Regions from separate parts of the Homo sapiens genome. Here region 2 is linked to region 1. The links are chromatin contacts, found by Hi-C or POLR2A ChIA-PET in ENCODE. All regions are on one chromosome and are shown on one strand. The core of a region is the stretch at or near the end of the contact, and the rest is flanking DNA. Distances in the headings are between cores, read along the strand shown.

The links. Hi-C counts contacts between places; a loop is a spot of excess contacts on that map. ChIA-PET counts read pairs that join two places held with the same protein, here RNA polymerase II (POLR2A). Pooled maps may share reads with other maps.
Region 2: a pooled map shows a loop between it and region 1 (2.8-fold over the local background). The contact joins two enhancer-like sites. A Hi-C loop is called at or near these places in 1 of 168 maps with a recorded cell type or tissue (Caco-2) and 1 of 50 pooled maps. POLR2A ChIA-PET finds 5 or more read pairs at or near these places in 5 of 52 experiments (Caco-2, H1, HEK293 and 2 more).

Annotation. Positions count from the first base shown.
Region 1 is chr10:28,767,122-28,773,892 of GRCh38, reverse strand. All of the region lies in intron 2 of LINC01517 (long intergenic non-protein coding RNA 1517), which reads right to left. Among named protein-coding and RNA genes, the nearest start is that of LINC00837, 26 kb to the left of the region's middle. Within about 2 kb of position 5,417, at least 2 of the 41 ENCODE cell types and tissues checked have a DNase peak (open chromatin) inside an H3K27ac peak, as active enhancers do.
Region 2 is chr10:28,679,152-28,685,755 of GRCh38, reverse strand. BAMBI (BMP and activin membrane bound inhibitor) reads right to left here. Exons shown (of 3, transcript NM_012342.3): 2 at 4,211-4,498; 3 at 2,824-3,773. The coding sequence ends at 3,355. Among named protein-coding and RNA genes, the nearest start is that of BAMBI, 4.9 kb to the right of the region's middle. RefSeq lists an enhancer at 973-1,881. Within about 2 kb of position 4,360, at least 3 of the 41 ENCODE cell types and tissues checked have a DNase peak (open chromatin) inside an H3K27ac peak, as active enhancers do.

The sequences.
Region 1 (6,771 bases), core at 4,168-6,667:
AGAAAATTATCAGATAAATACATATCTAATAAATACATCACCTAGTAAATACTTACTTTATTTTATTTTATTTATTAATATTTATTTATTTTGAGATAGGATCTCACTCTGTCACCCAGGCTGGGGTGCAGTGGCATGATCCTAGCTCACTGCAGCCTCTAACTCCTAGGTTCAAATAATCGTCCCACCTCATCCTCCTGAGTAGCACTACAGGCACACACCACCATGCCTGGTGTATTTGTCTGTTCTCACACTGCTAATAAAGACATGCCTGAGACTGGGTAATTTATAATGAAGAAGAGGTTTAATGGGCTCACAGTTCCATGCGGCTGGGGAGGTCTCATAGTCATGGCAGAAGGCAAAGGAGGAGCAAAGTCACGTCTTACATAGCGGCAGGCAAGACAGGGAGCATGTGTAGGGGAACTCCCCTTTATAAAACCATCAGATCTCGTGAGACCTATTCACTATCATGAAAGCAACCTGGGAAAGACCTGCCCCCATGATTCAATTACCTCCCACCAGGTCCCTCCCATGACACATGGAAATTATGGTAGCTACAATTCAAGATTTGGGTCGGGGCACAGTCAAACCATATCACCTGGGTAATATTTAAAAATTTTTTTAGAAACAAGGGTCTCACTATGTTGACCAGGCTGGTCTTGAACTTCTGGCCTCAAGTGTTCCTCCTATCTCAGCCTCCCAAATTGCTGGGATTACAGACATAAGCCACCATGCCTGGCCTTAGCACTTCTTTAAGTATATACACACAGACACACATGAACATAATGGGAAATGTTAGAAGCCAAATTGTAGTAGAAACAAAAGCCTAGCTTAAAAAAAATTACCATTTGAGAATTTCAGGTATCATGAAAGTACAAACATTCAAATATTTTGTGGACATTTTCCTTTTATGGGGAATTTAATTGCATGAGGTCAATTAAGGTTGAATCTGAACATCTCTGAACCCTAATACGTCTACCAATCAGATGAACTAATAACTTTCTGGTGATATTTGGTGGCCAGCTGAGAAAGCAATGTGGTATTTTAAGAAAGGCGATAGACCAAACCAAACTAACCACATCAAGGTAATTCTATACATCTCATTTTTCAAAATGTCTATGACTGCAGGAACCTTTGAAAGTTTATAGAAAGGAAGTATTGATAAATCTATGTGTATTTCAAAGAAACTTTTTTTTAATTTTAATTTTTATTTATTTATTTTTTTTATATAGTATTTATTGATCATTCCTGGGTGTTTCTCGGAGAGGGGGATTTGGCAGGGTCATAGGACAATAGTGGAGGGAAGGTCAGCAGATAAACATGTGAACAAGGGTCTCTGGTTTTCCTAGGCAGAGGACCCTGCGGCCTTCCGCAGTGTTTGCGTCCCTGGGTACTTGAGATTAGGGAGTGGTGATGACTCTTGACGAGCATGCTGCCTTCAAGCATCTGTTTAACAAAGCACATCTTGCACCGCCCTTAATCCATTTAACCCTGAGTGGACACAGCACATGTTTCAGAGAGCACGGGGTTGGGGGTAAGGTTATAGATTAACAGCATCCCAAGGCAGAAGAATTTTCTTAGTACAGAACAAAATGGAGTCTCCCATGTCTACTTCTTTCCACACAGACACAGTAACAATCTGATCTCTCTTTTCCCCACATTTCCCCCTTTTCTATTCGACAAAACCGCCATCGTCATCATGGCCCGTTCTCAATGAGCTGTTGGGTACACCTCCCAGACGGGGTGGCAGCCGGGCAGAGGGGCTCTTCACTTCCCAGACGGGGCGGCCGGGCAGAGGCGCCCCTCACCTCCCAGATGGGGCAGCTGGCCGGGCGGGGGCTGCCCCCCACCTCCCTCCCAGACGGGGCGGCTGCTGGGCGGAGACGCTCCTCACTTCCCAGACTGGGCGGCTGCAGGGCAGAGGGGCTCCTCACTTCCCAGACGGGGCAGCTGCCGGGCGGAGGGGCTCCTCACTTCTCAGACGGGGTGGCCGGGCAGAGACGCTCCTCACCTCCCAGACGGGGTGGCGGTCGGGCAGAGACACTCCTCAGTTCCCAGACGGGGTCGCGGCCAGACAGAGGTGCTCCTCATATCCCAGACGGGGCGGCGGGGCGGCGGGGCAGCGGCGCTCCCCACATCTCAGACGATGGGCGGCAGGGCAGAGACGCTCCTCACTTCCTAGATGGGATGGCGGCCGGGAAGAGGTGCTCCTCACTTCCCCGACTGGGCTGCCAGGCAGAGGGGCTCCTCACATCTCAGATGATGGACGGCCAGGCAGAGACGCTCCTCACTTCCCAGACGGGGTGGCGGCTGGGCAGAGGCTGCAATCTCAGCACTTTGGGAGGCCAAGGCAGGCAGCTGGGAGGTGGAGGTTGTAGCGAGCCGAGATCACGCCACTGCACTCCAGCCCCGGCAAGACTGAGCACTGAGTGAGCGAGACTCCGTCTGCACTCCCGGCACCTCGGGAGGCCGAAGCGGGCAGATCACTCGCGGTCGGGAGCTGGAGACCAGCTCGGCCAACACGGCGAAACCCGTCTCTGCCAAAAAATACGAAAACCAGTCAGGCGTGGCGGAACGCGCCTGCAATCCCAGGCACTCGGGAGGCTGAGGCAGGAGAATCAGGCAGGGAGGTTGCAGTGAGCCGAGATGGCGGCAGTACAGTCCAGCCTCTGCTCAGCATCAGAGGGAGACCGTGGAAAGGGGAGACGAGGAAGAGACCGTGGAAAGGGGAGACGAGGGACAGGGAGACCGTGGAAAGAGGAGACGAGGGAGAGGGAGAGGGAGAGCAGAAACTTCTAAATCAAATATTTTGCCTCGTCATAAATAATACTTTGTCCAGATGTAAAAAAGAAAAAAAAAAAAACCAGAACGGGAACACATAGTTAAAATTGGAAAAGACAAAGGTGGGTAACACATGTAAACAAACAATCTAGGGTAATGACTAAAAGAAACATCATGTTTAGATTTTCAACTCTCACTATTATTATAAACATTTAAGACCGGGCGTGGTGGCTTATGCCTGTAATCCTAGCATTTTGGGAGGCCGAGGCGGGTGGATCACCTGAGGTCAGGAGTTTAAGACCAGCCTGGCCAACATGGTGAAACCCCATCTCTACTAAAAATACAAAAATTATCTGGGTCTGGTGGTGGGCACCTGTAATCCCAGCTACTCGGGAGGCTGAGGCAGGAGAATCGCTTGAATGCAGGAGGCGGAGGTTGCGGTGAACCAAGATCACACCATTGCACTCCAGCCTGGGCAACAAGAGTGAAACTCCATCTCAAAAAAAAAAAAAAAAAAAAAAATTTAAAAAACAGATAGGCTAACACTAATCAGTTGAATTTCTATAAAGTCATTCTTTACTCAAAATATCCAATTCATTTTATCATAACAGATGTGTATTAGAATGCATGAGTATACATTATTATAAATGGCAATTGTAGAATGATTATGGTATAGGAATCTTTTTAAAAGCTGACATTTGGGCTGGGCATGGTAGCTTACACCTGTCATCCCAGTGCTTTGGAAGGCAGAGGCAGGAGGATTGCTTGAGGCCAGGAGTTCAACACCAGCCTGGGCAACATAGCAAGACCTCCATATCTACAAAATTTTTTAAATTAGCCAGGTGCCATGGTATGTGCCTGTAGTTCCAGCTACTCAAGAGGCTGAGGCAAGAGGATCACTTGAGCCCAGGAGTTGAATACTACAGTGAACTATGGTCTTACCACTGCACTCCAGCCTGAGAGAGCGAGACTCTGTCTTTAAGAAAATAAAAATAAGGCTGGGCATGGTGGCTTACACCTGTAATCCCAGCACTCTGGGAGGCTGAGGTGGGCGGATCATGAGGTCAGGAGATTGAGACCATCCTGGCTAACACACGGTGAAACTCCGTCCCTACTAAAAATACAAAAAAATTAGCCAGGCGTGGTGGCGGGCGCCTGTAGTCCCAGCTTCTCAGGAGGCTGAGGCAGGCAGGAGAATCGCTTGAACCCGGGAGGTAGAGTTTTCAGTGAGCCGAGATCGCACCACTGCACTGCAGCCTGGGCGACAGAGCGAGACTCCATCTCAAAAATAAATAAATAAAATAAAATAAAATAAAATAAAAGTTGGCATTTGGTGCTCTTCGCTTTGCAAATAAGTAGACATAAAAAAATTTCTCAGTTCCCAAAGTTAGCTTGTACTCCAAATCCTTTTGACTTTGAAGCTGCTTGTCTCTCTTTTTCAAGCATGTGTGTGTACATGTGTGCATGTGTTTATATATATAGGTGCACACGCGTGTACACACATAGCCCTTGCTTTTCATCTCAACGGTTGGATGGATGAGGCCTATGGCCAGATTCAGCCATGCCCTACAGTTATCAAGCATGACAGAGCTGGAAGAAAAACATCTGGTCCAAGGTTGCTGTTTGCCTTTGTAGCAGAGAATTTTCTTTGATCTCCAGCTGGAGTTCTCTATTGAGTCTAGCAGATCAATTAGTTAATAGGCCATTCCCACTAGTAGCTCTACCAGCTGACTACCTAGGATAGAAATAAGTTCTATTTATCAATCCTTCCCTTCCCCTTCTACTTTAGGCACATCCTTTTTCCTCTTGAAATAACATAATTATTAAACCACTTCAGTCACTTCTGTGGTTAATGATTCCCTCCTTTTTCGGTTCCGCTCTCCTGCTGAAACCTCTTGGTGGGTTTTAAACACACCACTCCATGGCGATAGTTTCATTTTCTACTACAATTAAGGTTAGGAACAGCTTGCAGTACCAATATAAAAACCAACAGCTTGTCCAGGTTTTACTAGTTCCCTTGGGGAACTGAAACAATAATTTTTGTATCTATGTTTCCAAAAATTCAGAAGAGTAATATAACAATTACATTTTCACCTGGATTTCATTTTAGGAAGCTTGGTTCATTTTCCTTATATTATAAAGATCAGTTCCAGGAATTTAAACAAACATAAGAATTTTTTATCCCGTTTACAATGATGTTGCTATCAGTGCTATTTAGAAAAGAATAATTATATGTCAGGGAATCAAACTGTCTTATTTTGGGACTGGCACGTAGAATTCCAATTAGTTTTAATAATTTTAGTGGGGTCAAGACATTTTGTCTGAACTCAATGTTTCACCTGAACACAAAACCATTATTTTGTACTATATTTACCTATCAAAAAAGTGCTCTAAATTAGTTCTTTTTGGAAAAAAAAAAACAGGATTAGCTAAATGACTGGCTGTTTTAGACACTCCAGTTAGACCAGCTATGTACAGAGGACAGTCAACTTAATTCTCCCGTGAGGTGGTGTTTGATGCCCTGTTCAATGCGTTTTACAGCAAGAGACGCTAGTCCGGTTTCTATGCTGGGACCGAGACAAACTGTGCAGTACCAACACTAGCTCTGCCCGAAGTACTCCCCCCTGGAAATGAAACAGGGCAGCTGTCTTCCAGCACGCAGGGCATCCCAGGCTGTTACAAGTACTTCATCCACATAAAATTGCAAAGGGAATTTTAGAAGTCAGAATGTAATTATCCCCTTTGGAGTTTGGCAATGGAACAGGAGGATTAAACAGAGCTGTCCTTTGTCCCCGAAATAAAAGATGCCAGCGGCTCCACAATAGACACAACCAAGGCATGAGGAAGGAGCCTGGAGTCTTGTTTGTTTTGGTGTCCGCTTTCTCACCTCCGTAGATCACCAATTCCGTGTTCTCAAAAATCAGAGCAGGCCTCAAGGTGACCCCTTTTATGGCATCTTACTCCCATTTTCAATGCTGTTTAGAAGAAGCTAGATGTAAATATTCAATAAAGTCCCTGTGAGCTACTGCCCTTGTGGCTCAGTAAAAATGAAAAGCTACTTAAAATACAAGTCTCCAAGCTTTGTCTTGCAGAGAGCTAGAACAACCCCAGGATACCCTGGGCTTTGATGTAGAACCTTCCAAAGACCACATTAGATGGTAACTACCAGTATAACTATTCTCAAAAACTCCAGAGTGACTTATATCTCATTTCCATAAACTTTATAATAAAACACTTGTAATTAGGCTGGTAGGAAATGAACTGCTGAGTATAAGGCTTGAGAGTTTCACCACTAGGTACCTTCGGAGAATCACTGAAAGTAAGTTAGCTGCTTGATTTATGCCACGTATATCCACAAGAACAGCAAAGCCAGGACAAAGTGGAAGTTGCTGTACAGCCTTACGATCTACGCGTTCTCTCATTCCTTTGTTCAAAGCATCCTTGACATGACTCTCCTTTCCACTTTCTACTTCCTATTGGCCCTTCTGAGAAGGTCACTATCCTAAATGACTTATCCCGGGATCTGACACTCACTCCTTCTAACATCTTTTGACAGGATCCAAGTAGCACCCCAGCAATACATTCCTAAGGCCCAATGGCCCTGACTCAAGCCAGGCTGATGAAAGCTAAGATGCAGCATTCTAGAAACCCTGAGCTCAACTCTAGCCAATGCTGACATCCTGACTTTCAAACCCATCCGTTTCCAAAAGGAAAAAACTTTTCAAGCTTTCCAATCATGATAAGTTCTGAGCCACCTAATACTGATGTTTTGTAGTTGATTGGGTGAAATAGAAGTCAAACCTAGTCTCAAGCTCTCCAAGGTGACATACTTTCCTCTAGTTCTTGCTCTAGATGACAAATATCTTCTTGAGGGTAGAACCAGTGAACCTCTCTTTCCCAAGAGCCACACTTCATCAAGCAGCCCAGGTCAAATTTTACAATGTGCAAACTAGCTAGAGAATAGACATTACCTAGAAGTCAGCACACTTC
Region 2 (6,604 bases), core at 3,111-5,610, 87 kb after region 1:
CCCCTACGGTGTAGTGTTTTTAATAAAATCAGTTCAGCAGAAATTAGAGACACACCAGTCAATTTCTAGGAAGCCTCTAAGCCATTCAAAATAAAAGGAAAAAAAAATAACATAAAAGACATAACCATGCACAGATCAATTTTTTCAACAGTGGTAGAATGTAAGGAGTTGTAGATAGAAAATCATCTTGGCAAATTTGGTCCCATGTCTCTAGTTTGGGCAAATTTCCACTCAGAAAGGAAAATTCCTTTTGGGGGGAGTTCTATGACAATATTAAGCAAGGGTTGTTCCTGGTTAGCCTGGCCTTGTGACACCTCAGAGTAACAGTAAACATCTCTAAGACGGAAAAACAAATAAACCAGTCACCACCACTTCTGACATCACTGAATCAGGTAGACCCTGGACCTTATCTTAGTCCTTAATCTCTGGCTCCTGGCAACTTCTGCACTCTCACAGGGAAGCAAAAGTAAAATCTATATGTAGTTCTTAGTTACATCCAAAGTTGAGGTGCCTGCAGTATTTTCATAAGAAGGCGGATCTGACTTTCAGATTGGTGGTGAGGACACGTGTAAAAACTAAATGAATATCAAGAGAGAGGATTTTTTTAGGAAAAGAGGCAGGGCTGGCCTATTATGTGGCTAGAAGCGGAGCCCCAGAAAACTGAGAGGCCATGGGCACAGTGCCACCTCCCCACAGTACAGGGAGCTGTAAATAGCCTCGTGAATATACAATAGGAAGAACAAAGGCCCAAGATCAAGTGGAGAGGCTGCATGCATCCTCCATGAAGTTTGTGGTAACACCAGTCCAGACATAGGCCTCTCTGGGAGGAAGGGGTTCACTGATTTCAAAGTGTTTCAAAGCACATGACTTTAAATCCTTCATTGTTTTATTTCCTAAAGAATTGCAGAGTTCCTGGTTAACCTGTACTTGGAAAAAATGAGGTGAACCGGCCCTCATCAGGGCAAGCAGAGAAAAGAAACTCTGACTACGTAACAGATATAAAAACTGGCCACTTGAAGAATTGCTGAGCTTGCATAATGTCGTACATGAAATGAGAATGTACAAGGAGCAAGAAGTCCTTTCATCTCTAAACTACAATCTACTATAATGTGATCAAGAGCCAGAGTGGGGTTGGGCAGAGTGGCTCACACCTTAATCCCAGCACTTTAGGAGGCTGAGGCAGGAGGATCACTTGAGGTCAGGAGTTTGGGACCAGCCTGGCCAACATGGTGAAAACCCTGTCTCTACTAAAAATACAGAAATTAGCCAGGCATGGTGGTGGGTGGCTGTAATCCCAGCTGCTTCAGAGGCTGAGGCAGGAGAATCGCTTGAACCCGCGGCGGGGCAGGGGGCAGGGTGGTGTGCACCACGTGTGGTGTGTGGCGAGTGGGGTGGAGGTTGTAGTGATACATATGGCGCCACCGGACTCCAGCCCGGGCGACAGAGTGAGACTCAAAGAGCCAGAGGTGGAGGTGAGGGTGGAAATTTCACCAACAGACAACTTTGATCAATTCCCTTGACAGGTTTGAAGGGTTGGGTTCAACAATTCTTTGGCTTCCTCAAAAACTGACATACATAAAGCTTAACATCTTTTATAAAATATAAGGCATGCATGCAAGAGCTGCTCATCTTAAAAGGGACAGTACGAATGCTATCATTTATTAATATGTGTTTATTCCACAGCTTAGTTTTTTGGGGCAGGTGGTCTATTAATATTAATAAAAGAAAACCCCATACTCGAATATGCAGGCTGTAATTTTTTTTTTTTGAGATGGAGTCTCCCTCTGTTGCCCAGGCTGGAGTGCAGTGGCACAATCTCAGCTTACAACCTCTGCCTCCTGGGTTCAAGCAATTCTCCTGCCTCAGCCTCCCGAGTAGCTGGGACTACAGATGCACGCCACCACGCCCAGCTAATTTTTGCATTTTTAGTAGAGACAGGGTTTCACTATGTTGGCCAGGCTGGTCTTGAACTCCTTACCTTGTGATCCACCTGCCTCGGCCTCCCAAAGTGCTAGGATTACAGGTGTGAGCCACCGCGCCCGGCCTACGGGTTAACTTTTAAGCAAAAATTTCACATATACAAAGGAATTCAGAAGATACCCTCCATGGCATAATATTCTCACATTTAAAATAAGAAAGATCCACTGGGGGCACGGGAAGTACACAAATAAAGCATACGTTTAAATTCAGGATGGGCAATGTTATCAGGACAAAAAGTCTTATAAGAGGAAACATTGTTTCCTAGCTGTATTAGTTACTGGCTAAAGCCAATGTTCTATTTGGTTACATAAAGGATCATTTGGGAGGATGAAACCTAGTAGCAGTTATTTAAATCAATTGGTGTATCGTGTTCACTACAGAAAAGCTTTCTAAGTATTAAAAAAAAAAAAAGCATCACACTGTTGAAGCACAAGGTTTAAAATTAAGTGTGTTGTACAGTAAGGTTTGGCTAATTGGGGAGCCAAAATACTTAATTTGGCTTAGGACAAAATAAACTGGCCAATTAATCAACAGTAAAAGGAGACAGTGACTGACTTGAACAAAAAAACAGTTGTTTAGTTGGTTTTTTTTTCTTTTTTGGGTGGAGGTATACACATTGGAAAAGGTATTCCGGAACACCTGGATCAAAATGACCTTTGCTAGGTCAACTCCAGAAATTGATCAATCATATCTGACCTGGTACACATAAATTCCAGATCTCCTTCTTAGATGAAAGCTAAAACCAGAGTTATCCTATAGCCAGAATGTGGGTAAGACACTAAAAGATGGTCAGTATACATTTAGAAACTCCACACTGTAAGAAAATTACACAGGCACATGGAAGAATAAGCAAGATCTTGGTCTTGTTTAAAAAAGAAAAGAGAAAAAAAAAAACCAAGCCACATCCTAGAGTTGAGAACAAATTATTAACAGCAAATGGCCATTTGTATAATTAACATGTACTGTCTCACGTTTCCCAGTTAAATTTATGAAAGACACTATTAAATTTCAGACAAAATATATATATTTCTTTTAAATCTTTACAATAAATCAAGATGTAGAAGCTTACATAGGGCACATTTTTGTTTATTTAGGTACTCAATTCCAGCTCCCTTGGATGCAAATAACCCTGGTGACAGTGTGTACAAAGTCTTCTCTTTGCTTTTTATAATTTTAAAAGCAAATAACACATTTAACTGTATTTAAGTCTGTGCAAATAATCCTTCAGAAGAAATATCCAAGATTCTGTTTGCAGAGGTCATTTTGTCTCTCAAAGATGATTAAATGAGTTTGTCTTCAGATAAAGTGCTCCTGTCCAGCAGAACTCAAAAGGCCTTCAAGCTGTTCAGTAAGTGTAGTTCAGATAAGACTCCGTCATACGAATTCCAGCTTCCCGTGCCCACTGTACATGCCCCAGTGAACAAGCGAGAGGATCTTATCGTTGCTGAGGTCTGCTTGTCTCATTTTATCACAGGTCAGACAGCAGTTCTCGTGCCCACTGACCGGCACCATGCATTCCAAGTCTAACTTTGCAACCTGCCCCTTTTTGGAATGGTGTCCGTGAAAGCTGTAGTGCAAACGGGAGAGCATCTGTTGCCGCTGATCCTGCAGCCTCTTATTTTCACTTCGAAGCATCCTCAGGGCCAACATAATAAGCAACACTAAAATCAGCCCTCCAGCAATGGGCACGGCAATGACCGCTGCCCGGAACCACAACTCTTTGGAAGAAGTCAGCTCCTGCACCTTGGTGATAAGGTTTCTGCTACCATCATGCTGATACCTGTTTCCTTGTCCTAAAGGAGTACAAAGAAAATGATCAAACTCCATGCTAACTCCTCCTAGGGATATTCATAATCATCAATTCATTTTAACCAAGAATTCCATTAAAAAGAAGCTTACAATTAAATCAACGATATTTAGAAAACATTGCAAAACTATCTGAAGAAGCTTACAAACGCATTTGTTTACAGACTGTCATTACTGAGATGTAATGGCCTTTTAATGTCTTCAAAATGTTGAAAAAACAGGCAAAACCTATTATGTAGACAGACATCTAATGCTCAGACATAAAAGCCACTCAATCAAGATGCATCTTTGCATCCAGCCAGGCTTCTCCCTCTGGTGTCTCTAATTACATTAACAACAAAATCAATAGCAGACATACAAAGTCGTGGCTGTCACAAGTCTATAGATCAGGCAGGCATTCTGGTTAGAAACGGCTTCCACCTACCTGAGGCCTCACCCCTGGGAGGAGAGAGAACATCGTGCAGCCCTCTGTAATTGCACATGTCTTCATGACAGCATTCCAATGTGGGTATGGTGGTGCCAGAGTGGTTTCGGGCCTGTTTGGCTTGGCAGATGTCTGTCGTGCTTGCAAGAGAGTCCAGGCAGCCATGGGTGAGTGGGGAATTTGAGTTCTGAGGATCAAGAAGTCTAGAGAAGCAGGCGCTGAGCTCAGATTTACACATATAACCAGTGGCTACACAGTGGGCAGCATCACAGTAGCATCGAATTTCACCTGAAAACAATGAGAAACCACCTCAAACTCTGCTCCAGAGACCAGATAAAGCAACTATTTAGGCAACTGCTAAATCCCAAATTCAAAGGCATGAACTTTTAGATCATCCAAGCTGAGGGCTCCAGTCTACAGAGCCTGGAGAAGCCCTTCCTGCAGCCAGTGCGTAAGTTTCAATCCAGTTAAACGTCATTTTGGCAATGTAGTAATCCCAATAGCAGGTTTCTGAGGAGTTTAGAGTCATTTTAAAAAAACTTTTGCTTTTTGAAGGAAATAGTAATGAGTATAATTTCTCCTACCATAAGGTATAACACATTATTTATTCATTTTAATCCTACATGACCATACAACATAAAAATGTTAGGCTTTTTGATTTTGTCAGTATAAATATTTGATCGGAACTACTGAATTGTTTACTATCCCACAGGACTGCACCAAGAGTTAAGAGCTTTAGCTAACACCTTATAAAGTTATTAACTAGAAACACAACAATCTAGAAACTGCCCAGGTCAGGAGGTTTTAAAACTATGAAACTAGGCAGCTATTTGCAACCTCTCTAGAAAAGGCAAACTTTTTGCCTATAAAGATCTTTTCATGCAGAGGAGCTTTTAGTCAGTATATTGTAAAACAGGAACTAGGCAGTTTACAATTAGTGGTTTGCTTGCCAAAGTCAATTTCTTTCAGCCCAAATGGAAAGTCATAAAAGGTGGGGGGAGTATAAAACTGCAAGGCTAACTTCTCCTCCTCCTCCTCACAAGTTTTACATGTAATTCGACATGTGATCTAAAAGGGGAAACACTGAAACTGAAAATCCTCTGCTGGTTGAATGAAAAATCCTTAAGGAAACCTCAAATTTTCTACAGGAAGTGATTAAAAGTTTCCTTTATAAAAACTTATTTTGTGAGTTGCATGGCTCCGTTCACATTTTGTCGCAGGGCAAGATTGGAGGCTTTAATATCAGTTTCTCGTTGAAATAATCTGGGTCTTCAAGTTCTCACTAATACAATATCCACCTAGTGGACCCTGGTCGCTGTCACATGCCACAGCGAGTAAACTAAACTAATGCACACGCCTCTTCCAGTTTCCCGTCTGAAGATCCGAAACCTCCACTCTGAAATTAAACACCGGGATCTGCTGTTTTACAAACCTCTTCCCACCCTTACCTTTATTCTTCCCCCTCTCTCTGAACGCCCCAGTAAGGTGTCTCATTTAATTATCTGTCCAAATTCCAGACCACGGTATTGTATGCTCAGTTTTCACCGGACGCTGCTAATGCTTCGGTTCTAAGGAAAACCAGCCCGCTAAACACAGATCTTTGGCAACCCTTAACAGTCCAAAGCTAGGGGTCTTGCTCCTAAATCTGCACTGGTTGGGCCCAAGTTCCTTCTCTGCTTCAAGTAAGAACCTTGCTTTGCAGAACCACTTCTCTGCTCTTTCTCCTCCTCCCTCCAAGCTCACTTTATTTTCCACATAAAGCTCACCAGTCTTCTGGGGTGATGACTACATATCCCTAGTTTGACAAATTCCATATATAGATTTAAAGTATAAATAAAACAGATTAAAAGCCCATTTTGACCCTATTAGCTTCAGACCTTGTACAGAAAAGGAAGACTGAATACAAGTAAAATGCTGCTTAAATGTTTATGAGAGCCTATTTTCAATGACCTAAAAACAGCCTAATAAAATTTTGACAGGTAACTGGGAAAGTTCTAACTACCTTTTTTTTTTAATTGGAGCCACATTTTAAGCAAGGAGAATGGACTTTTGTACCACTGTATTAAAACTATATTTCTGTCGTTCATAAAGTTTCTTCCTGTGGCATGCAAAAGGCCAGAAAGGGGACTGGTATTTTGAAACTGTGGAACAATGCCCTTCTGTTTCTGTCCCCTTCTCGTTACTGTATGTAGTGATTAAACAAAAATGTCTGCTTTAGTCAAGATGGCTACAGGAGAGACTGCTGGCTTCTTTTAAAGCTTTTGAAGTCCGCAGCCGTCAGAAATCTCTGATCCCCTAATTATATCATTATCAGGCACATAGTTTCGGTATCTGTGACTTCATGTCAGCCTCAGTCCCTCCCTGTTCTGCCCGCCTTTGATAGGGCCAGGAGGC